Regions from separate parts of the Homo sapiens genome. Here region 2 is linked to region 1. The links are chromatin loops, found by intact Hi-C in ENCODE. Cell type or tissue: heart right ventricle. All regions are shown on one strand. Each heading gives the region's core, and the rest is flanking DNA. Links, peaks and the distances in the headings are about the cores only. Region 1 holds the start of LOC124900824 (a long non-coding RNA gene). Region 2 has its middle 76 kb from the start of STOX2.

Evidence for each region. A loop is a pair of places that touch in the nucleus more often than their neighbours do. Peaks named below come from ENCODE experiments on the same cell type or tissue, not always from the same donor. Only the 100,000 strongest peaks of a DNase experiment are listed, where the experiment ranks them.
Region 2: a loop joins it to region 1, with 2.6 times the contacts of the local background. A loop is called at or near these places in 4 of 110 quality-filtered maps.

What each region holds. Positions count from the first base shown.
Region 1 is chr4:183,758,184-183,769,601 of GRCh38, reverse strand. It overlaps LOC124900824 (a long non-coding RNA gene), which reads left to right and starts at 3,779. Exons shown (of 2, transcript XR_007058412.1): 1 at 3,779-4,150; 2 at 7,232-8,867. In heart right ventricle, for the core only: no CTCF peak of the experiment used is centred there; a DNase peak (open chromatin) is centred at 5,071; H3K4me3 peaks cover 1,541 bases; H3K27ac peaks cover 2,156 bases.
Region 2 is chr4:183,823,328-183,834,745 of GRCh38, reverse strand. It overlaps a transcript of STOX2 not described here. Among named protein-coding and RNA genes, the nearest start is that of STOX2, 76 kb to the left of the region's middle. RefSeq lists enhancers at 8,764-9,264, 9,265-9,765. In heart right ventricle, for the core only: no CTCF peak of the experiment used is centred there; no DNase peak of the experiment used is centred there.

The DNA.
Region 1 (11,418 bases), core at 3,974-6,473:
TCCTATGACTCCTGGGGCCCTCATGGGTACACAAGAATTATTCTGCTGTTTCCATGACACGCTGAGGTGCAGGAAGCTCTTTGCTACTAAGACCCATCTGACAGCCATTTCTTCTCGGGAATCTGGTGATCCCCTTGGGAGCAAAAATCCTCCCTGCCCTCTGATACATGGACTTGGGTCTGGGCTTGCTGCTGCCCCGAACCCTGATCAGAGAAGCAGACCAGGGCTCTTCTTTCTGAAACCCACCAACCACGATGCTCTCCCCACTCCCTCTCATCTTCATTCTACTCCCGTTAAGGATAAACTTGGTCTTGTACTTTTTAAAAAATAACTGAAGTAGACATCACATTGCAATGCTATTTCTATTCCAGTGATACATTTAAAAGAGAAATACAATTGCTGTATTTGTAAACTATCTGGAATACTTTTACAATACTCTGGAAATCAAATCCTATACAACTACTTAAACTTTAAGAATATTGGGAGTGTCAACTTAATTATCTGCAAGAGGTGAAACAGTTTTCCAAAATAATTTTAAAGGTTATTTGACCAAAAAGTGTGAAGACCAACTACTCTGGAAACCAAAGGAAATTATTAATTATGAATGGAAGTTAAGGAAGACTTGCATTTGAGATGGTTCTTGAAAACTGAGTCAGACACTGCAGGCTAGACATGATTGGGAAGAGGTCAAGAGAGCTGACCTTCAGAGTGTCCAAGGAATAAACAGCCCTGGTGCAGGCCGGGCGCGGCTCACGCCTGTAGTCCCAGCATTTTGGGAGGCCGAGGTGGGTGGATCACCTGAGGTCAGGAGTTCGAGACCAGCCTGGCCAACATGGTGAAACCCAGTCTCTACTAAAAATACAAAAATCACCCAGGTGTAGTGGTGTGCGCCTATAATCCCAGCTACTCGGGAGGCTGAGGCAGGAGAATCGACTTAAATCCGGGAGGCAAAGGTTGCAGTGAGCCAAGATCGCGTTAACACTCCAGCCTGGGTGACAGAGCGAGACGACTGTCTCAAAAATAAAAAAAAAAATAAAAGTTAAAAAAAGGCCCTGGTGCATTTAGGCATCTCTGAGCAGCTAGTGCGACTGCCGGGTGCATGGTATGCACATGGTCAGGTTTTGCCACACCGATGAGCCTGGACTTGTTCCTTGGGCCAAAAGGAGAAATGACTATATCTTATCAAGATGGGTTACCCTGGGCAGACACTGAGAGGACACAGGTTAACACTTCTGGAAATGTAAACCTCTTCCTTTAGATACTGGAAGAGTCCTGCCCAGGCTATGCATGGAGCCCTAGCTCATTGGCTGGCCCTGTGCAGTGCTGCGGCCACGCCACCCATATTCGTCTCTTGTCCCTGATATCCTCCTCCACCTGCTCTTCACACCATCCAGCCATGCTCACTACACACAGAGCTCAATAAATTCTTTGGGGAAAACAAATCCATATTCTCTGTCCCCAAGACTGGGTCACTCCTTCTGCAAAAATTCCCTCTGGCTGCCTTCCAACCTGCTTATGTCCATCTTAACTGCATTGAAGTCTGTTTCCTCTCTTCCTCAACAGTTGCCAAAGCATCTCATTTACCTCTCTAAATAAGACAAAAGCAAAAAACAATTAAAATTAAATCAAACCCTGCCACGGTTTATTCCACATACATTTAAACTTAACTACATCAAGTTAAAGTTCAAATCTTTGTAACTAAGTTTCTTTCTTTCTTTTTTTTGAGATGGAGTCTCGCTCTGTTGCGAGAGTGAAGTGCGCGATCTCAACTCACTGCAACCTCCGCCTCCCATGTTCAAGCGATCCTCCTGCCTCAGCCTCCCAAGTAGCCGGGATTACAGGCATGCGCTACCACGCCCAGCTAATTTTTTTGTAATTTTAGTAGAGACGGGGTTTCACCATGTTGGTCAGCCTGGTCTCGAACTATCGGCCCCAAGTGATCTGCCCACCTCAGCCTCTGTGTCTTGTCCTTGTTTCCTGTTGAGCACTCCCTATCCTTTATTGAAATGCTGGTCCTCGACCAGACACACACACACACACACACACACACACACACACACACACACACACACACACACAGATGGACCTATAGATAGATCATGCACATCTATGGGAATGTTTTAAGTTTTTGAATATAAGTGGTAGATATCTGGGTGATCAGTACATCATTCTTTTAATTTTTGTGTGTTTGGAAATTTTTATAATAAAAAATTAGAAAACAGGATTCCCACCCTGCATCCAGTCTTTGATCTGTGATCTGGGATGTTCCCTCCATGCAGGGCACCTTTTGGGTCCTGTGCCGTTTCATGCCACCTCTTCCTCCAATAGCTAATCTTCTCAAAAGTGGAGAGCTGCCTATTACAGCGCCTCCTTAGCTTGGGGGATATTTTATACCTCTTACCTTTCTTTTTTTTCTTTCTTTTTTTTTTTTTTTTTTTGAGACGGAGTTTCGCTCTGTTGCCCAGGCTGGAGTGCAGTGGCGCAATCTCGGCTCACTGCAAGCTCCGCCTCCCGGGTTCACTCCATTCTCCAGCCTCAGCCTCCCGAGTAGCTGGGACTACAGGCGCCCGCCACCATGCCCGGCTAATTTTTTTGTATTTGTAGTAGAGACGGGGTTTCACCGTGTTAGCCAGGATGGTCTCGATCTCCTGACCTCATGATCCGCCCACCTTGGCCTCCTAAAGTGCTGGGATTCCAGGCGTGAGCCACCGCGCCCAGCCTATACCTCTTACCTTTCTAAGAATCATTCACATATTATCTCCCACTGTGACATAAAGGTTTTGTGCCCTCTTAATGGGTTTCAAGATGAACAAATGAGAGAGGAATGGAGGGGTTGGGGAGCTGTCTTCCCAGAGCCACAATAAGCAGATAAAAGAGGCTGTGTCTGCTCTGTCTACACCCACGTTTGGACAGCATGGTGTCCCTCTTTAAGCCACGTCTCAAATGGGCTCTGCTTTCAATCTGGTGCTGTTCCGAGTCCTGTGGCCTCTCCAGTCCAGACTGCTCCTCGATGAAATGAGGCCTCTGTACCAGCTGGTTATTGGGCCAGCTCTCCTGAGCCACTAAGTAGGTGGATTCCCAGGCCTCACCTCCTGGTGCACATGGTCAACAACATGAGAAACCCTGGCCTGGGTGGCCTCCAGGACTCCCTCGAGCTGTGATACACCACAAATCTGTGGCAAAACAGTGTGGGCTGTGTCATCCGAGCAGAGTGCCTCTCTCATGCCTTCTCTCTCTCTTGACCCGCTCACACTTCCTCCTCCCGGGCCACCATCCATGGCCTGGCCGGGATGCTGTCCCTTCACACGGACGAGCTCTCCACGACACTGCTGACATGGGAGCCCGAAGCAGAACAAGCGAGTTCAGAAAGAAGCGGAGTCGAGGCTGACATTCCAACATCCAGAAGCATTTTCTTGGTGCTCCTTTAAAATAAGACAAAATTGCCATGTATCAATAAAAATAAATAAATAAAAACAAACCAAAGTGTCTTAGCCCTTTGTCACTGCATTAAAACATATTTTATAAGATAAACTACCTTAACTATGCGTTAAGATACATTTTCTATTGTTTAGAACACTCCTTTTTTAAATGTGTTTTTGGAGAAAAGCTTTGTAACAGCCTATTTCAGTCTAAAAATATAAATACTTTCCTTTAGGAAGTCACCGCTCCCTTCCCCTCACATATTTGAGGAAATACTGCAGATCTAACTGCAATCATGCTAAAAAAAAAAAAAAAAGGAAACCCAACCACAAAACAAATCCCCTTCCAATGTTTCCACGGGAGCCAGTAAACAGCTAATGCCATGACGATGTGAGGTGGGCGGGGGCCTGGTTCCCCCCAGTGTCATGCACTACCTTCCGTTTTCTGCCGGTTGAATGTTAAATAAATCTACATGCAAATTCACAAAGAGCCCTTTCATTCTTGGGGCATACAAAAACGCAGAATTAGGCCTGAAGTTCTGAGTCCCTTCTACCTTCCATCGGCTGAATGAGCTACAGGAATTCACTTAATAGGCCTTTGGAAGGATCCTTCGTGGCAAACCCGACCGTGACCGCCACTGGGCCAGCCTCAGCGGGACCCCTCTGTCCTCCCGACTGCTCCCGTGCCCCAGCTTGTCTGAATTACGTGATGATCTGAGGCCAGTACAGAGGTAGGTCCTGGAGGGAGTGGTGACTGCTTTCTCTTTTCTTCAGCACATTTCAAAGAATGGCAAAGCACTTAGGAAAAGGTTTCTTTCAAACTTAATGCTGCTTAGGCCACAGGTACACATGCCTCGCTGTGTGATTGTTCAAGCCCTTAAGTCAACACAACAAGAATTTACAAGGCGCTGGCTGAGTGCGCAACACTATTAACAGCCGAAGTGAACACACACACACATGTTCATATTGTCGATCAAAGAGTTTTATATCCAATTAGGTAAGTCATTATTAATAAGTACAACACAATTGAAGGATAAAATAGTATGAATGCAATAAACTAATAACATCTGCAATATCACCTGAAAGTATCCCATTTGGGTTGAGTGTTTGGGGAAGGCTACTGCAGAATGAACAAAACAGAATAGCAATTAGTATACATTGGAATTTGATTGCAAACTGCCTTGTCCAGAGCTTTGCTCTGACACTTATGAGCTACAGGACCTAGGGCAAAATACTTAATCGATTTTGGCCTTAGTTTTCTCATCTGTCAAATAGGGATAAGACACATTCCTATCTCAGAAGGTTCTTATAAGAAATACACATACACACGTACATATTTACTCACTTATTGATAGTCCCTTTCCTCACTAGAATATAAACCCCATGACAATAGGAAATACTGATTGTTTGCTGCTTTGGTCAACTTAGCCAAGCTGGGACTGCATTTCCAGCATTCTCTTCCCTGCATGTTGCTGGGTTAGGGCAGACCACAAGAGAATTTTGCCCAATATTTGGGAGACAAAAGCAAGGGCTCTGCCATATCTTTAGGTTCTGAAGGTCAGTGCAGGCTCTGGGCAGTGTGGGAGCCACACACGTTGTCATTAATGTGCAAGCACATCCTGTCCCGTGGCCACCAGCCAGGCTCCTCCTTCTCCAGTTCCCACCAGAACATCCCTGCAGCTCCTCTGCGTCCCAGGCCAGGTGTGTGTGCAGCTCCTCGATGAAGGAGGCTCCACATCTCCTCCTGGTCAGTGTCACCATGTTGGAGCCAGTGAGGCAGACACAGGTTCCAGTTTGTTCTTGTGGGTCCCAGTTATCCTTGTGGGTTCCAGTGTGTTCTAGTGGGTCACAGTCTGTCCTTGCTGATGCCATTTCATACCTGGCTTTTCTTCCCCAAGTGGGTCTAGTAACCTACAAGGATTTCATCACCAGACGAAGACGCAACAGCCTTGCACTGACTCCTCCAGCAACTCCCACAATTGTGTAACGTCTAATCCCCAAAATGAATCCATTATTCCGTACCACTTACAGTGATTCAGCATCTCTGACTGAACCCTGCCTTCTATGGAAACCCGTGCCAGAAATCGTTTCAGAGGATGTGTCCTTGGAACCAGTTCTAGGCTACCTGAAATTGGTTCTCTGATCTGATTCAATTTTAAAGTGTTAGTGATTCTGTTTCCATCGGTAAAGAGGGTAACGGTCATGTATGAAACAAGATGGCAAAAGTGATTTTAATGATTTACCTATAGAGACCTGTCATCAAGTGCCTATAGACAGCAAGGCTTCAGGCCTGGCGCAGCGGCTCACGCCTGGAATCCCAGCACTTTGGGAGGCCAGGGCGGGCGGATCATCTGAGGTCAGGAGTTCAAGACCAGCCTGGCCAACATGGTGAAACCCATCTCTACAAAAATACAAAAAGTAGCTGGACATGACGGTGGGTGTCTGTACTCCCAGCTACTCCGGAGGCTGAAGCAGGAGAATAGCTTGAACCCAGGAGGCGGAGGTTGCAGTGAGCCAAGATCTCGCCACTGCACTCCAGCCTGGGTGACAGAGTGAGATTCCCTCTCAAAAAAAAAAAAAGCAAGCAAGGCTTCAGGTGACTATGTGTAGCTCCTGCCATAGAACACTTTACACATAATGGGGTTGCTTGCTGATTTTGAAGTGTTCTGCAGCACTTGGAGAAAGAAAATGATGAGCTTAGGGCTTTAAATTCCCAACTCAAGGTCTGGCTAAAGGACTAGAAATCTTCTATGACTGCCCTCCCCCTCGCCAAAAAAAGCATCTTTTCTTGTAGCTAGAGTCAAGATTTCTGAAAACCAAACCCAAAGTTCAATTCAATTGAATTTAACCTTACAGGATCTCCTTTGCTAAAGTTAAGGCAATGATTGGAAAGGAGAGGGACTCATAAAAATTGGGAAGGGAGTATGTAGGCATATTCGATGTGGCAGGGGGCCTGAAGTCCCCAGATCTGCCAAGTCTTCTTTGCTGGTAGAAGCAGCCCTTTTTAGCCTGGTTAAGGAGATTATTGTCCTCATGGCTGAAGGTCCTGCAATGGTCTCTTCTGAAGTGGTTGCCTTACAAAGGACTTCTGACCCTCCTTAGGAGGAGCAGTGGGTCAGGGTCAGCCCCACCCCCACCCGTTTCTCATTGATTCTAGAACAGACACAAATCCCAGCAGGCCCCAACAGGTATGAAATATAAGCCGTAAGATTATAATACACCAATTTATATCAACAGAAACCAGAAGGACATGTGTGGAAGCCCAATAAGGATGTTGGATCAGAAAGGAAGGAACACTATGTTGGACTGGACTAAATTTTTTAATATAAATATATAATAATGTATGTTACATAATATAAATTGAAACAGATTATTGATTCAATGCATTAGCTCAAGTGGCTGGGAGTGGTACTAATATTTTTCTTATTTGATTGACTGAAACTGGACCCAAGGGGCTACACTAAAACTTTAAAGAAATAGCAAAGAGAATACTTCCAGTACAGAATGAACATTAGAGGGGGAAAGGCAATATTTGTTTTAAGCATGTTTGGTCTTTAAGAATGAATGAAAAGAAATTGGTTATTTTCTTACCCACAAGCAGGAGATTTAGCCCTAGTGAAGTTCATCTCACTTTTTACACTAATTCCAAGTAGATCATGGATCCAGCACCACGGATCATTTTTTTCCCAGCCTTGTGCATCATTTTCCAATATTCTTGCCGACTGAAGTCTGTGAAATGTGGTTAATTTTAATGAGAGATTCTAATTAAATCCTTTAGCCATGCCAACACAGTAACCTCTTTCTCTTTCCAGGTCTCCCTCCTTTGGAACTAGTCTCTTGGGTTGAGTCCAATAAGCACATCATCTTCCCCAGCTCTACAGACTGGCTCCAGTTTTGAGACCTTTCAGACTTTTCCATTTTGTGATTTCTTAGCTTCGTGTGTTAGGGAAGTTTGAACTTCATTTGTATTGTCACCTTAATTAACATGGCTGGACCAGAATCCAGTAGACCACGTTAGTCAACACTGGACAAGGAGGAAGAGTCGGAGGTGCATGATCTCAGCTCTGAGGGTTATATGCATTCTCCCTGCTCATGTCCCAGAAACGCTTCATTCCTCGAGAGTTTCAGCAGAAAAAAGCCCTCATGAATCTAGGGAATGGCATTAGCTACATGAGTGTTTTTAAGTGGATTTTTGTTTCCAGATACTGCTCAGCCTCTTCAATTCTATTTCTTAACTTTAAAAAATTACAAACTCTTTCTTTTTTTTTTTTCTTTTTTTTTTTTGAGACAGAGTCTCACTCTGTCACCCAGGCTGAGTGCAATAGTGCAATCACAGCTCACTGCAGCTTCCAACACCTGGGCTCAAGAGATTCTCTAGCTTCAGCCTTCTAAGTAGCTGAGACTTTAGGTGCGTGGCACATGGCTATTTTTTTTTCTTTTTTCTTTCTTTTTTTTTTTTTTTTTTGTTGTTGTTGTTGTAGAGATGGGGGTCTCACTATGTTACCCAGGCTGGTCACGAACTCCTGGCCTCAAATGATCCTCCTGCCTCAGTCTCCCAAAGTGCTGGGATTACGGCCGTGATCCTGGTTTGGCCAACTTTCTTTTCTTCACAACTATTTTTTATATGAAGATTTGGCCCTTAGCATTAGAGCCTGGAAAGGGCAAAGAGGAACCGAGGATGATGAGAAGTTGGTTAATAGATACAGAATTACAGCTAGATAGAAGAAATGAGTTCCGGTGTTTTGTAGCACTGTAGGATAAATATGGTTAACTATCATTTATTGTATACTCTCAAAAAGCTAGAAGAGAGGATTTTGAATGTTCATAACACAGAGAAATGATAATCGTTTGAGGCAATGGATATTCAAACTAGCCCGATATGATCATTATACATTGTATGCATGTAATGAAATATCACTCTATATCCTATGAGTATGTACAATGATCATGTGTCAACTAAAAATAAGAGAAAACAGCATGTTAGCCCTCAAAATGAAATTTTTAAAAGGAGAACAATTATGCCATATCCTCTTAGGATCTGAATCTCAATGTGTCACCTACATGAAGGATTTTTTACAACTCTAGGTGTAAGTTGAAAGAGGAAAGTATCCTGAAAATCGTTGCCTAATGTTGGCATCCCTTATATTCCATATAAGCACTGAAATTACTCAAGGAGAAGGATTTGGTCTCTTTCTCTGAACCTACATAGAACTTGTCAATTTAATTTAATTTAAATTTATTTTAACCTATAATTTTTATTTTAATTCATTATCACACCAATATCATAGTGAGAGATTTGAGCTATCAGAGTGTGTGAAGGTTAATTCTGTATCTATTATATATTTAAAATATTTAATCAGAAATCTAAGGCTTGGTTAAATGTTGCAGCATGTAACTCCAACACATTCTAATTCCAACTGGTCAAATTATTAAAGTCAGAGCAACGTATTGCAGGTTTATGTTTTTCAATTTATAAAATAAGAAAAACAATATTGACCTCTTTTACCCCTGTACTAAAAGTGTGAACAGAGTTTTACGACACAACCTGCTAGTTAATTGCTTCATAATCTTGCATTGACTTATGCCACTGTAGCAATTTTATGCTGGTTCTTCCAGTATCAGAGCAGAGGTGTGGCTGCTCTGCTAAAATGACCTTTATCCAAGTTCCAACTTTAAACAACTCTGCTTACCAGTATTTGCAAACTGAAACATCCCATTAAAACCAAAGCAAACATCCAGGGGAGGATTTTGTATGTATATAAACTTTACTTGAAGAGATTTTCATTTTCTCCCATAAAGTGTAACAATAAGTAAATCCCATTGTTTGACAATCACTATATGGTAAATATTTATACTAATTTCTCATGTACTCAAACAAGCCAAACATTTTTTAAAGTTCCACACTCTTGAACTTCCCCCATAATGTTTCTGATTTAATGGCAAGATTATAAGCTGTGAAGATTAGGAGGATCTTATAAAGTATCCGGTCCTTCTCACCTCTCAGCATTTTCTATGATTTTCTTTAAATTTTTTTTTTTTTTTAAAGACGGAGTTTTGCTCTTGTCACCCAGGCTGGAGTGCTATGGCTCAATCTTGGCTCACTGCAACCTCTGCCTCCCAGGTTCAAGAGATTCTCCTGCCTCAGCCTACCAAGTAGCCGGGATTACAGGCACCCACCACCAAGCCCAGCTAATTTTTGTATTTTTAGTAGAAACGGGGTTTCACCATGTTGGCCAGCCTGGTTTCGAACTCCTGACCTCAGGTGATCCACCCACCTCAGCCTCCCAAAGTGCTGGGATTACTGGTGTGAGCCACTGCGCCCAGCCTGATTTTTGGAAATGTTTAATAATAAAAGCTATGTTTTCCACCTTGGTGGCTACAAGTAGAATTTTTAAAATTAACATTAAATCAAGAAGTTCTTACTCTCAGTTAATTAAGCTTTTTTGATGCCCAAAGTATATAGAAGTCTCTTTAAATCTATTTAAATGACATCACATGAACTATTTCTTCTTACTCTTGCTGTAGATTGATGCTTTCTGAGACATTTAGAAGCATAGAGTTGCCAAACAAAATACCAGACATCCAGTTAAATTTGAATTTCAGATAAACAATGAATTTGAATTTCAGATAAACAATGAAAATATTTTAAATATAAATATGTCCCAAATATTGCTTGGGATATACTTATACTAAATTTCTTTTCATGATTTATCTATTCATAAAATTCAAATTTAACTGGGTATCCTGTGTTTTATAAAACAGCTTTAAGATACTCATGGATTATAAAATTCCACCACGTTTAGCGTGCAGTTCACTGGGGTTTAGTATATTCCCAGTTACTCGACCATTACCACATATCTAATTTTAAAACATTGTTATCACCCAAAAAGACACCCTGTGGCTGTTATCAAGTCACTCCCCATCCCTGCTGCGTCATTCTGCAGCCCTGAATGGCCAATAGTTTATTTCCTGTCTTTATAGACTTTCCCAGTCTGGACATTTCACATACATGGACTCATGCGGTATGTGGTCTTTTTTGTGACTGGCCTCTTTCACTCAGCAGGCTTCCACGGCTCACCCATGTTGTAGCATGTGTCGGCGTACGCTGCACTTTTATTTGCGAAGCCTGGCACCCCTAATCATAGGCATACAGAACAGAACCCTTTTGCCTACAAGAAGGCCAAGGACTGATCTTTACCACCAGACTCAGAGCCAAACATCCCGGGAGCTGCTTCCAAATCTCCTCCCTCTCCTTTGCACTCTCGGAGTTTCTCATTCTGGATTTGGAGACCTGGGGCTCAAGGAAAGCCCCAAGGAAACAGCACTGGGGCGGTTAGTGGAGAAGTCGCTGGGAGGCCGAGGGAAAGGGCGGAGAAAGGCGGGCGCCCCAGTTCAGGACCTGAAGCGGCCTGAAACAGCGGTCCGCCTTCCATACTTCCCTGGGGTTTTGGGGGTGGCTTCTGCCCTTCTCTTTTAGATCTCCCCTTGATGTCAGCTGTCGCCAGATTTTTCCTCTATGGAATGTTAGGGAGGAAGGGTAAGTAACACGGTGGGACTGCCTCGCCATCCGGGCTTGATTTCGCATCTACCACCGTTGCTCTTTCCCTGCCCTGTCCCCAGCCTTCCCCACGCCCCGTCCCCAGCCTTCCCACCGAGGCTCCCTCCCTGCGGACGTCAGCGATTCTCACGGATGTGGCCCTGAAGACCCACGGTCCCGCCTTTGATCCTGATAGCGCCTCCTGCTCACGGCCTTGGGAACTGCAGCCCACGCACAACCAGCCACTGCTGTCACCGCGCCAGGACGTTCCTTTCAGGTTCAAGAGGACAGCTTTAAAACCTCAGCAAACAGCTCACCCAAATGATTTATTTTTTGTTTGCTTATTTGTTTTTTTTTCTTTGTGTGACTTGACTTTTTGCCTTCCGCAGAGTTAGAGACGTTTACTGCCTTCGCCTGGGCAGAAGTTAGGTGGCTTTGGTCCTAAGGAGGCAGGCGAGAGGC
Region 2 (11,418 bases), core at 6,017-8,516, 63 kb before region 1:
GTCACACTGAAATTCAAGGCAAGCAGCTAATGTTCAAGAGACTTTGTGTTCTCTTTGCCTAATATGACTATCATTGTAAGACCAAAAGAACATGGAATAGGCACGGATCTTCATGACTATTCTGAGCGACAACTGGGGAATATATAGAATGTAGAGCCAACAGCCTTCCTTCCCTTATATAAATGCACAGAACCTGCGTGTTCCATGCCACTGACTCACACGAGCCAAGACGGCAGCCTGGGAGCCATTCCAACTCCGCACCTCTCCCACCTCCACTCCACCTCCTGCTTGTGCAGACTGTAGGAATTGTGTTAACCTCTCACAACAAAGATTGCCAGGTTGCCAGCAGATCCGGGCTGCTCTGGCTGGGGAAAATAAGCCACAAACAAGGTAGTCACAGGTTGATCAACTGCCTAACAGGCTGCACGGTGCAAAACTTCAGAGATCCAAAACGGTCTGTGTGAAGCATGGGAATATTTAGAAACCCATTAATTCAAAACACATTGATTACTACAATATTTTGGGACCATGCCAGGCTGTGACAGAGAAACAAAAGGAAGATCAATGAATGCTTTACTGCTGATGGAATGCTCCTCTCCTGGGAAGCAAGTAACACTGCTGTAGCCATTCTATAGATGGAGAAGCTGAGGCTTGAAGAGATCCAATGGCTTGCCAGAAGAGGCTGGCTCTAAGGAGGAGAAATACACTCATGCCTGGATTTTGTGACAACACCTTCTCACATTCTTTTTTTTTTTTTTTTTTTTGAGACGGAGTCTCACTCTGTCGCCCAGGCTGGAGTGCAGTGGCGGGATCTCGGCTCACTGCAAGCTCCGCCTCCCGGGTTCACGCCATTCTCCTGCCTCAGCCTCCCAAGTAGCTGGGACTACAGGCGCCTGCCACCACGCCCGGCTAATTTTTGTATTTTTAGTAGAGACGGGGTTTCACCGTTTTTAGCCGGGATGGTCTCGATCTCCTGACCTCGTGATCCGCCCGCCTCGGCCTCCCAAAGTGCTGGGATTACAGGCGTGAGCCACCGCGCCCGGCCCTTCTCACATTCTTTCTACCTGCTTTGGTGAAACTCTGGTATGCTTGGAATGAAAAAAAAAAAAAACTCCTGCAGAAATATAAAAGCCTGTATCATTTTCATCAGCCCCGATCCCGCCTTGCCAACGCTATTTCTCTGTTGCGACCACTTGAAACCATTTCTTCTGACATACCACTGTTTGCATTTGGATTTTTTCAGAATGTCTCCTCTCTAACCTGAAGGTCTTAAAGGGTGGGATATAGAGAAGAGATTAAGGAATGTTTGATCTTTTATGTGGGGAAATATCCAGGCTATGAACTTACCTGGGGAAATAACTTTTTAAGAGTAATTCAAAAACCCCCACCAGTTTCATCATTACCAAGCAGAGTTAGACATTCTTTGATGATGCCAGACCTAAGCGTTCTGCTAAGTAACCACGAAGGGAATCCTGACAGGTCACACCATAATCATGGGGCAGGTTGCAAAGCACAAACGCTCCTACAAAATCAGGAAGAGTCTGGACTTGACTTCTTGCAAGCGGTTATTAGGCAATAAAAAAAGAACTGTCACTGAATTTAGAAAGACGATTAAGAACTGAGTGTATCAATGTTCAAACTCACTGAACCATGTCCATTTCACAGGGGAAATTTCAGGTAGACCATCGCCATGGATAATCCATATTTGGTAACAAATTAGCAAAATATTCTTAATAGCTGACTAATACTCCTATTGGAGATTGAAAAACATCAGCATGCTGTAACAGGTTTTGACGGAATCTGTAGTGTTTGGTCTGCAGAGGTGAAGTTAAAAGGAGACATCACTGTTCCTTAAATATACATGAAGGGATTGTGTATAAAGTTTACCTCATCTTTTTAATTGAGCCGAGAGTCAGAGGAAGAGCCTAACGACAGTAAGGGTAAGAGCCAGTTATAGGCTGGGTGTGGTGGCTCACGCCTCTAATCCCAGCACTTTGGGAGGCCAAGGCAGGCGGATCACTTGAGGTCAGGAGTTCAAGACCAGCCTGGCCAACATGGTAAAACCTGTCTCTACTAAAAATACAAAAATTAGCCGGGCATGGTGGCAGGCACCTGTAATCCCAGTTACTTGGGAGGCTGAGGCAGGAGAATCGCTTGAACCCAGGAGGCAGAGATTGCAGTGAGCCGAGATCATGCCACTGCATTCCAGCCTGGGTGACAGAGCAAGACTCCGTCTCAAAAAAAAAAAAAAAAAAAAAAGAGTCGGTTATAGGCTACTAAGAAGCTGCAGAATCTAGCTTTCTAGAGTTTTAAAAAACTGGATGAAGTATTACATTCCTTAGATAATTTCAAGAGTCTTCTCTAACAGAGATAAGCATACAACTAGGAGCCAAAATGGGGTTAGTAATATTTAGAGTCCCTGCTTTCAGAAACAAATAGAAATGAATGAGCTCCAGGGCCAGGTGTGGTGGCTCCTGCCTATAATCCCAGCACTTTGGAAGGCCATGGTGGGCGGACCACCTGAGATCAGGAGTTCGAGACCAGCCTGGCCAACATGGTGAAACCCTGTCTCTACCAAAAATACAAAAATTAGCCGGGCATGGTGACGGGCACTTGTAATCCCAGCTACTCAGGAGGCTGAGGCAGGAGAATCACTTGAACCTAGCAGGCAGAGGTTGCAGTGAGCCAAGATCACTCCATTGCACTCCAGCCTAGGCAACAAGAGTGAAACTCTGTCTCAAAAAAAAAAAAAAAAAGAAGAAGAAGAAGAAATGAATGAACTGCAGAATTCACCAGAAGAAGCTTCAGGGAGGGGCCGAGAAGGGGACTAAAGCCTGGAAACAGGAAAAATTGGGCAGAGCTGTCCCAGGAGAGAAAAGAGGAAGTACAAAGCCTCGGAAATGAGACCAGGGCGTGTTTACAGCCACCTAGACAGAAACTAAGGCAGATAAGCTTAACAAAATTTATTTATCTATGTATTTACTTTTAGTGTTTTTTGTCTATATCCGTGGGGTACAAGTGCATTTTGCTACCTGATCTATTGCTTCGTGGTGGTCAGGGCCCTCAGCGCATCCATCACTGACTAAATTTATTTTTAAGAATTATACAGCACAGCAGATTTTTTATAAACTAGAAGTTGATTAATTGTTTACTGTACCACAAAATTCTAATACCTAGCAAAATATTTCTAGACCATTCTTTTCGCAATTATTTAAGTCTGATATTCACCAAAAAAAAAAAAAATGTACATAGTTCTAAACTTTCCATCAGGGTTTTCTAATGTTCATGAACTAATGTTCATGGTCCCCACAATTATTTGTGTTTTCTGGTACTGCCTAACCATCTGTTTCCTGATTGGAGCTGCAATTTGGCAACGTTTATAACGTAAGATTCCAAGTTCAAGGCAAACTTGGGGGCGGAAATGAAGAAAGGCAAAAGAGCCAAGCTTCTTTCCTGCCACAATTTTCCTTACATGTGTGCAATTTCTGTGGGTGTGTTCTGTACAGGACAACCTTTTTAACCTACTGTATCCTGCCTTTCAAATCGTCTTCTCTCCTGTAGACCTTTAGCAATAAACAACTCTCACTGAAATCTTCCATCCCCCCACCATCCCCCCTCACGCCTCCACACCCACCAGGAAGGAGAAAAGCCAACACCCTCCAAGCCAGCTGCTCAGGCCCGGAGTTCGGTCCCATGTAGTGCTTGGCCATCTCCGCCGAGGACTAACCCAGAATCCCAGGATTCTTCTACCACCAGCCTAGGAAGGATCTAAACACCAAAGCCTGCAACTTTGAAACTGAAAACTGTTCAATCATATACAGCTAGCCAAAAAAAAAAAAAAAATTCTAAAAATGCAGACCTGCCTGTTACAACCTCTGAAAACGTTTTGCACAGCATTCTTCCCCAGTCTTCCCCTATTGGTGTGGATCAGGTGACCCTGAAACCGGAACAAGTGTCCTATTGTTGGAGGAGGGCCCTTAATGACTACTTTTCAGCTGACAGTGAAGTTCATGACTAATTTCTTTTCAATGAGCCATTGGCCTATGATGAAAGGTATGTTTTCATCCCAGCTAATTTCAACCAACAGATATACCCTATATCACCCTCAGATATACCCTCAGCTAACTGCCACACAAGGAGTGACTACTAGCCAGGCCAGACCAGCCCTGGGCACATCAAAAGGGCAGGGTCAAAGGTAAAGCCAGCCTGGGGTCATGGCTAAGGTCAAAGGATAAGAACCCTCATGACCATCTCTCCCAGCCCTGGCACAGAGGACTTCACTGGACTCCCTCCTTCCCACAGAAGGACACAGCTGTAGTTGCATTTTATCACCCAGTGGAATTCAGAAAACAAGATAACACCCATAGTAGCAAACTCTCAGTGCACCTAGAATGTAATTCAGTCGACTGAGAGTGTAAAAACCCCATGTGCTTGCACTTGGCCAATGAGGGGGAATTCTTTTAATTATAGTTAGAACAGTATGTTACTCCTAGCCCAATTTTCTACTGTGTGCAAGGAAAGCAGGTTAGCAGAAAAGCAAGTAACAACGCACCAGGTGACCCTAGATACCTTGTTGGGGGGGATGTGAAATTAGTTCTGCTCAGACACTGGAAATAGCCCTACCTCCCTGAGACACTGTGCTCAGGGCCACATAAAAATCCATTGACAGCCCAGAAATAGTCACAATCAGCATAACTTCAGCAACAATGCAGTAAAGATCTAAAGGATTCGCCGATTCTACCCCATCACTCATACCTGCAAGAAGAGGGAGCAGGCCCAGTAATGGCCATCTTCAGCATTCCATGAGGAAATGTCTCTGAAACACCCAGCACACACAGCAGATGCTCAGTAAGTGTTCACTTTTCTTCGTGTCTCTTTGGGAGTGTAAGTTCCTTGGCCAGGAGAGGAGAATTACTCTGTTTCATTTCCAACACATAACAGAAAATCTAATTATAAAGTTCATTACAATCAGGATCCATTAGGTGCATCTGGTTGCAAGTAACAGAAACCGCAAGTCGAGCTGGCTTAAAATTACAGGGAACGTATTGACTCACTATCTGTGAACTCCTGAGGTGGGGCTGGAATTGAAGGCCTTGGCCCATGGCTAAGACAATGTGACCAAGGGCTGATTTTCACAAGAAATTTAAAGTGTACTGTGTTACCTATGCTGGTGACTGACAGTTTAATACAAAGACATGAGGGAGACGTGCCACCAAATGCAAAGGGAATGAGGAGCATTAAATAATCTGGCGCATAGAAGTCTTCTAGTTATGTATAACAGTACCCTAGATTCTGGGGGTTGGAAAGGCCTGCAAGTGTGACAAAGACAAACAAATGACAAGGGACTAGAAGTTGCAACAAAAAGAGAAAGGAAACGGCTTTTTTCCACGTTCTGTCTTTTCTTTCTGCTACTACTGCAACTCACAATCCCACCAGTCTTAAAGAATGTTGAATGTAGAGATGAATGTTTTTAATTTTTCCAAAATAAGAATGTGTATGTTTCAAAGAATAGCAGATTAACTAAATGCCTCAAATATAATTTCTCTCATCAAAGAAAAAGATGATAGATTTTTAAAAACAAAAGACCACTTTCTTTGGATAGGAAAAGAGCAAAAGTTTATTTCTAAATTCTCTTGTTTCTTAATGCTAATTGGCAAAATATCTGTGGAGAAAATTAGTCAACTTTATAAATGTTGCCATAAAACAGCTGAAATCAGCAAATTGCTAATCTCCCGGTTGGCACCCAAGCCAAACTGCTTTCCTTCTTCTGCCTGTTACAACTTAAATCTACCTGACAAAACACATGTGTCTGCAGCACCAGGTCTGGCGTCCGTGGTAGGTTTTTTACAAGGTACCCATGATTCTCTGTCTAGTTTTAAAGTGTGATCTTGGTTAAATACAGAAAAAAACTCCATCAGGCTCAAGGTACATCACAATACTCCACTTTGAATTTGGCAAGGTCCCCCAAACAAAGTGATGAATAATTTCAAAGCAAACAGAAGTATTTCACAGAAGTTCATTTTTTCAGTTATCTGAATGCTGGCTCATTTGTCAAGACATTTTCAGTACCAAGAGCCAGCCTGAATAATAAAAGCATGTACCTAAAAACTTAAATCTGTCGCCTCTGGGATTATGCCCTAAAAGCATGGATTTACCCCACTGCATTCATTTACTTTACTCAAACACACTGTCATCATTCAATGCACCTCCCCAAGTTCCTGACCATTTTTTTTATAAAGGGGGGAAAAGCCAACATAACAACTTGCAAGAAAAATCAAGTGGAAGGGTAGAGACGAAGAATGAAATACAGGAAATAGACATGTTAGACTGAATATGACTGAAGAATCTAAACACATCCCCCGAGCCACACCCATCCTCTTTTCCTGGGGCTGTTTCTTCCTCCCACCTTCCCCAGCCCTGTCAAGACTCTACCGCTGTGTCACTCACCCAAACTTATGACTTCAGAGGCAAAATGCGCCAACACCCTCTGCCAGTTTCCGAGTCCACCCTGTCATCACAGCCAGCTGGCAGCTCCTTGGAAGTCTCTTTCTCCAGCCTCAAACCGTGCCTTGCAAACATGGGCACAATAAACATTTGCTGAATAAAGTGCAACAAGTACACAACATTTTCAGGTACTTTGCTTTAAAAATTCATTCTCAAAAATAGACTGTCTTTTGTTGGGATCCTGATTTGAACAAATGAACTGTAAAAAAATGTTTATGCAAACATCAGAGAAATTTAAACACAAACAGGATAGCTGGTATTAAGGAATTACCAATAATATGATATTTTTAAGTCTGATAATGGCATTGAGGTTATACTGGGGCAATAAAGGCCGTCTTTTTTTCTTTCTTTTTTTTTTTTTTTTTGAGGCAGGATTTCATTCTGTCACCCAGGCTGGAATGCAGTGGTGTGCATAGCTCACTGCAGCTTTGAACTGGGTTCAAGCAATCCTCCTGCCTCAGCCTCTCGAGCAGCTGGGACTACAGACACGTGACACCACTCCTGGCCCATCTTTTTGAAATTTATTTATAAAATATGTACAAGTTCATTGTAAATACAATTGCTAATGTGTTGTATTTACAATAGTATGATGTCTGAGATTTGTTTCAAAATAACCCAAAGTGAAGATAGAGGTGACAGCACCAATGAAACAACATGGGCCATGTGTTGATTACATTAAAGCTGAGTAAAGAGGAACTCATTCTCTCATTCCCTCCAATTCTTTGTTTTTTTATTTTTATTTTCTTTTTTTAGAGACAGGGTCTCATTGTCACCCAGCCTGGAGTGCAGTGGTATGATCCCAGCTCACTGCAGCTTCAAACTCCTGGGTTCAAGCAATCCTCACGCCTCAACCTCCCTAGTAGACTACAGGTGCGTGTCACCACACGTAGCTAATTTCCTCATTTTTTGTAGACTGGGGTCTTGCTGTGTTGCCCAGGCTAGTGTTGAACTCCTGGCCTCAAGCGATGCTCCCTCCTTGGCCTCCCAAAGTGCTAGGATTACAGATGTGAGCCACCGCACCCATGCTATTCCATTTCTATAAATGACTGACATTTTTCATAACAATAAAATAGGGGTTATTTTTATTTCAGTGCTATAAAAATACGGTGGTTGCAGCCAGACTTTCTGAGTTCAAATACTGACTATACTACATAGCAGCTAGGTGACCCTGGGCACCTAACCACTCTGTGCCTCAGTTTCCTCAGATGGTGTTAATGACAGCCAATACCTCAAAGCTCTGTTGAGAAGATTAAATAGGTCATGTTATATGTAATGCCTGGCATATCATAAATACTTATAAATTTGCTATTACTATTATTACCATTACCGCTACTACTATCACTGCCTTTTGCATTATGATTGCCTGTTGAGCAGCAAGCTCAATGCTGAGATCAGAGAGGAACATAAAACACAGCCTTTCTCTTCTGAGGGTCTTTGGTCCAGCTGGCGATTCCAGACGCAGAGAAAAGAAAGAGAAATAGCATTTGTCCAAACACATTCTATGTAGTGGACACTGTGTATTCTCCCACTTAAGCCTCCGCAAACCCTGCGGGGCAGATTCCACGGTCGGGAAAACTGAAGTTGAGGGCGATGGTGTGACCTGCCAGGGCCACATTGCTAGCAGGCAGCCGTCCCAGGACTGTGTGATACCAAGTTCTTGCTCTTTCGACAAGCTAATGGCTCGTATTTGAAAGGAGTGAAGTGGTGTAGAGAATACAAGCCATGGAAATGGAAAGCAGAGAGGTTACACTTACTCAGCAGGGAGGTCAGAGTGGCAGCTTTCACAGGGAAGACGAACTGTGCCTCGAAGGCCAGTGACGGGGACAGGGAGTCGCTGGAGCCAGAGGCTGCCTGGGTATCCCCTGAGATAGATGAGCAAGCCATTCTCAGGGGAACAGGTTCGCTGATGAGGACGGTGAGGGGCAAGGCTCAGGGAAACCATGGAGGGGTCAGGACTAGCAGTGGTGATGAGAACAGAAAGAAGTGCCCCAACAGAAAGGGAAAAAAGACCAAAACCAGATGGAACCTGGCAGCTGAGTTTGTTTTCTCAAACTTGGTCCTCGAATCAACTGCACTGGAATCATCTGAGGAGCGAAATGAAAACGAAATGCAGGTCCCCAGCCCCACTCCTGGTCTGCTGAGCTAGAGTCCCTGGGAGTGGGGCCCAGGAGTCTGTGTTTTAACCTGTTTCCCGATGAGTCTGTTGTGCACTAAAAACTGAGAACTTCTAGATTAGACAAACAGGAAAGAGCAGAAGAAGAGGTGATAGATTACCCAAAGGTTTCAGCGACTGCAAATGGTGTCGATTTTCAGCTCACAGCCAACGACCCTTCTCGCGCCTTCTCCCCATCATTTGCCAAACTGACTGCCATACTCGTTCCCAGACTAAACTTCCCCAAACACTGATTTGATCACACCCTGCCTGTGCTCAGGAGCCCAGAGCAGCTTTCCACTGCTCGAAGCATTAAATCTGAACCCCTCCCCGGCAAAGTCCAGCCCCAGCCACCTCGCTGACCCTGACTCCTGCTCCACTAGGTCTAGGTTGCCCCTGTCCTGTCAAGCTATCCTCAGAAAATAACAATGGAAGCCCATGCTCAGGGCTTCACCGCGAGTCCTGGGACACAGAGGACGGGCAGGGAGGGGTCGGGCGCTGCACCCACGTTGGCAGGACAGAGGCACGGACACACACACCTACAGCGAGGGTGGCTGCCTGCACTTGGGCCTGAAGGAACGTCTATTCACCCATTGAAGGTTGCCTGCCACCCAGTGCAAGCCTGTTTTGCGGTCCAGGGATGCTAGGAGATGACACGAGCTGACCGCTGCCATCTGCAGCACGCGCCACACGAGGGATGGCCCAGCTGTGTGAAGGCTGACCGCTCCCGGCCCACCTTCCTCCCAACCTACTGCTTGGGAAGCCTCATCAGCTGCATCTCCCTCCTAAGAACACGTCCTTCCTTCCTCGCCCACAGCCTCTCCTCCTCATGCATAATTAGCTCAAGATCCTCAAAGCAAAATAAGCTGGAAGAATGTCCCAGCCGTCCTCATGGTGGACCTGAGACCATCCACCACGACCTCCTGACACCATGGGGTGACCTTGGATGCTCAGTCCTAGCTCTGCCTCTTTTCAGCAAGTGTCTTTGATGAGCAGCCTCCTTGGTCCTTAAGAGCCAGGGATTATCCACCATGTTCCTCCCCGATCCCCAAGCCCAAGATTGTGTGAGGAGATAGGGGACATGGGGACATTCCAATTGTGCAGGCCAAGAAGAGAACCCACTTGTGATTGCACACTTAGTAGTCCAGGGCAAGGGTCACAATTGAACTCTATCGGTCCCCTCTCTTCACGAGCTCACAGCACTTGCCTGGAAGCCCCCATCTGGGCACTTAACCACCCGCCACAGTCTGCTGCCCTGCGTGTCTGGGGAAGCCCTGAGTCCTGAGCAGCTGGAACTAAATGCATGATGTCTCCTGCCTCTCCCATGGCGCCTAGTATTGGTGCATCACATAATACATACTAAATAAATCTTCTATTGGTTCAGATTCTGTTATTTTTACAAAATGCACATTTTACTCTGTGCTTCCCTCAAAACTTTATCCCATGTCAAATAAATATAATTTCTGTTTACCAGTTTACAGCAAATTAAGAAACTTTTCTATAATCACACAATAATATCTTTTTTTAATTTTATTATTATTATACTTTAAGTTTTAGGGCACACGAATCACACAATAATATCTTTGTGGCTGTTTATTTGAGAAGCTCTCAGAGTTCATCCAGATGGCTGGCCGTTCCATTTCCCTCTCTCCAGCGTGCCTTTTCAAATCAGATGTAACAGAAATTTACCTAACGAAATTACCCAAGGCCCAAGGCCTAGGAAAGTAAAATAGCCTTAAATGAAAGTAGAATGTCGGTGAGAAATAATTTATAATAAAATATGAGGAACATTAGCAGGTGGTGAGAATATTGTATTAGCTTTATGACCCAGAAAAAAAAATTGCTATGAGGGTATCCCTGCTTAAATTATCCTATTCTGGCCAGTATGAATTTATTATTACATTGTTTTAATCCCAAAATTATTTTAAAGTAGGTGACGGTTTATGAGCTAAAGCTCAAAAAAACCATTGTATGTATACAACTGCTGAATTGTTCTAACATCTGATGCCTTCCCAAGTTTGCAATAACACCACAAATGGATCTCATGGAAACCACTTCTCACAGAAAGTTCAGTAGCCGATTTTACGATACATGGCTACACATGTCTGCGTATCTGGGAAAAAGATCAAGACCTGAAGCCGCATTTGAAGGACAAAATTGCCTTGCTGTTATACTGTTTTTAACGTATGCTGTACATTATGCTTTACAATAGCTAAAATGTGCCAAAGAACAAAATCCCCGCCCTAGAGGATTTACAGTCTAGAGGCACAGATGTTAAGAGCCAAGGAAAACGCCAGGAAAGTTGTGAAAGTCTTTGGAATTGAAAGGCCTCTGCTCATCAGGTAAGTTTTCAAACCCGCGGCAGCCTCCGCCAGATGGGCTGGGAAGTGTGACAGCCCTTTAGGCACTGGTGTCTCTCGGGCCCAGAGCTATGAGGACGTGCTTTGCTGGAACTTCTTGTGGGCCAGACATCTGGTGACTCACCAGAGCTACTACGATTAGGGCAGAGAGCACAGCTCCACATTCCCTCATCTTCCAGGTCTATGAGCCTAAGGAATGTGATGGGCTAGTGGGAAGGAAAGTCTTTTATTGTGTAACAGTTTGCCTTTCAACAGTCTACTTCTGGACAGCCAGCTGTTGCCTCCAGATGATAGTTGGGGGTTTTTTGGTTTGTTTGTTTTTTGTTTTGTTTTTAGACGGAGTTTTGCTCTTTTTGCCCAGGCTGGAGTGCAGTGGCACATTCTCAGCTCACTGCAACCTCT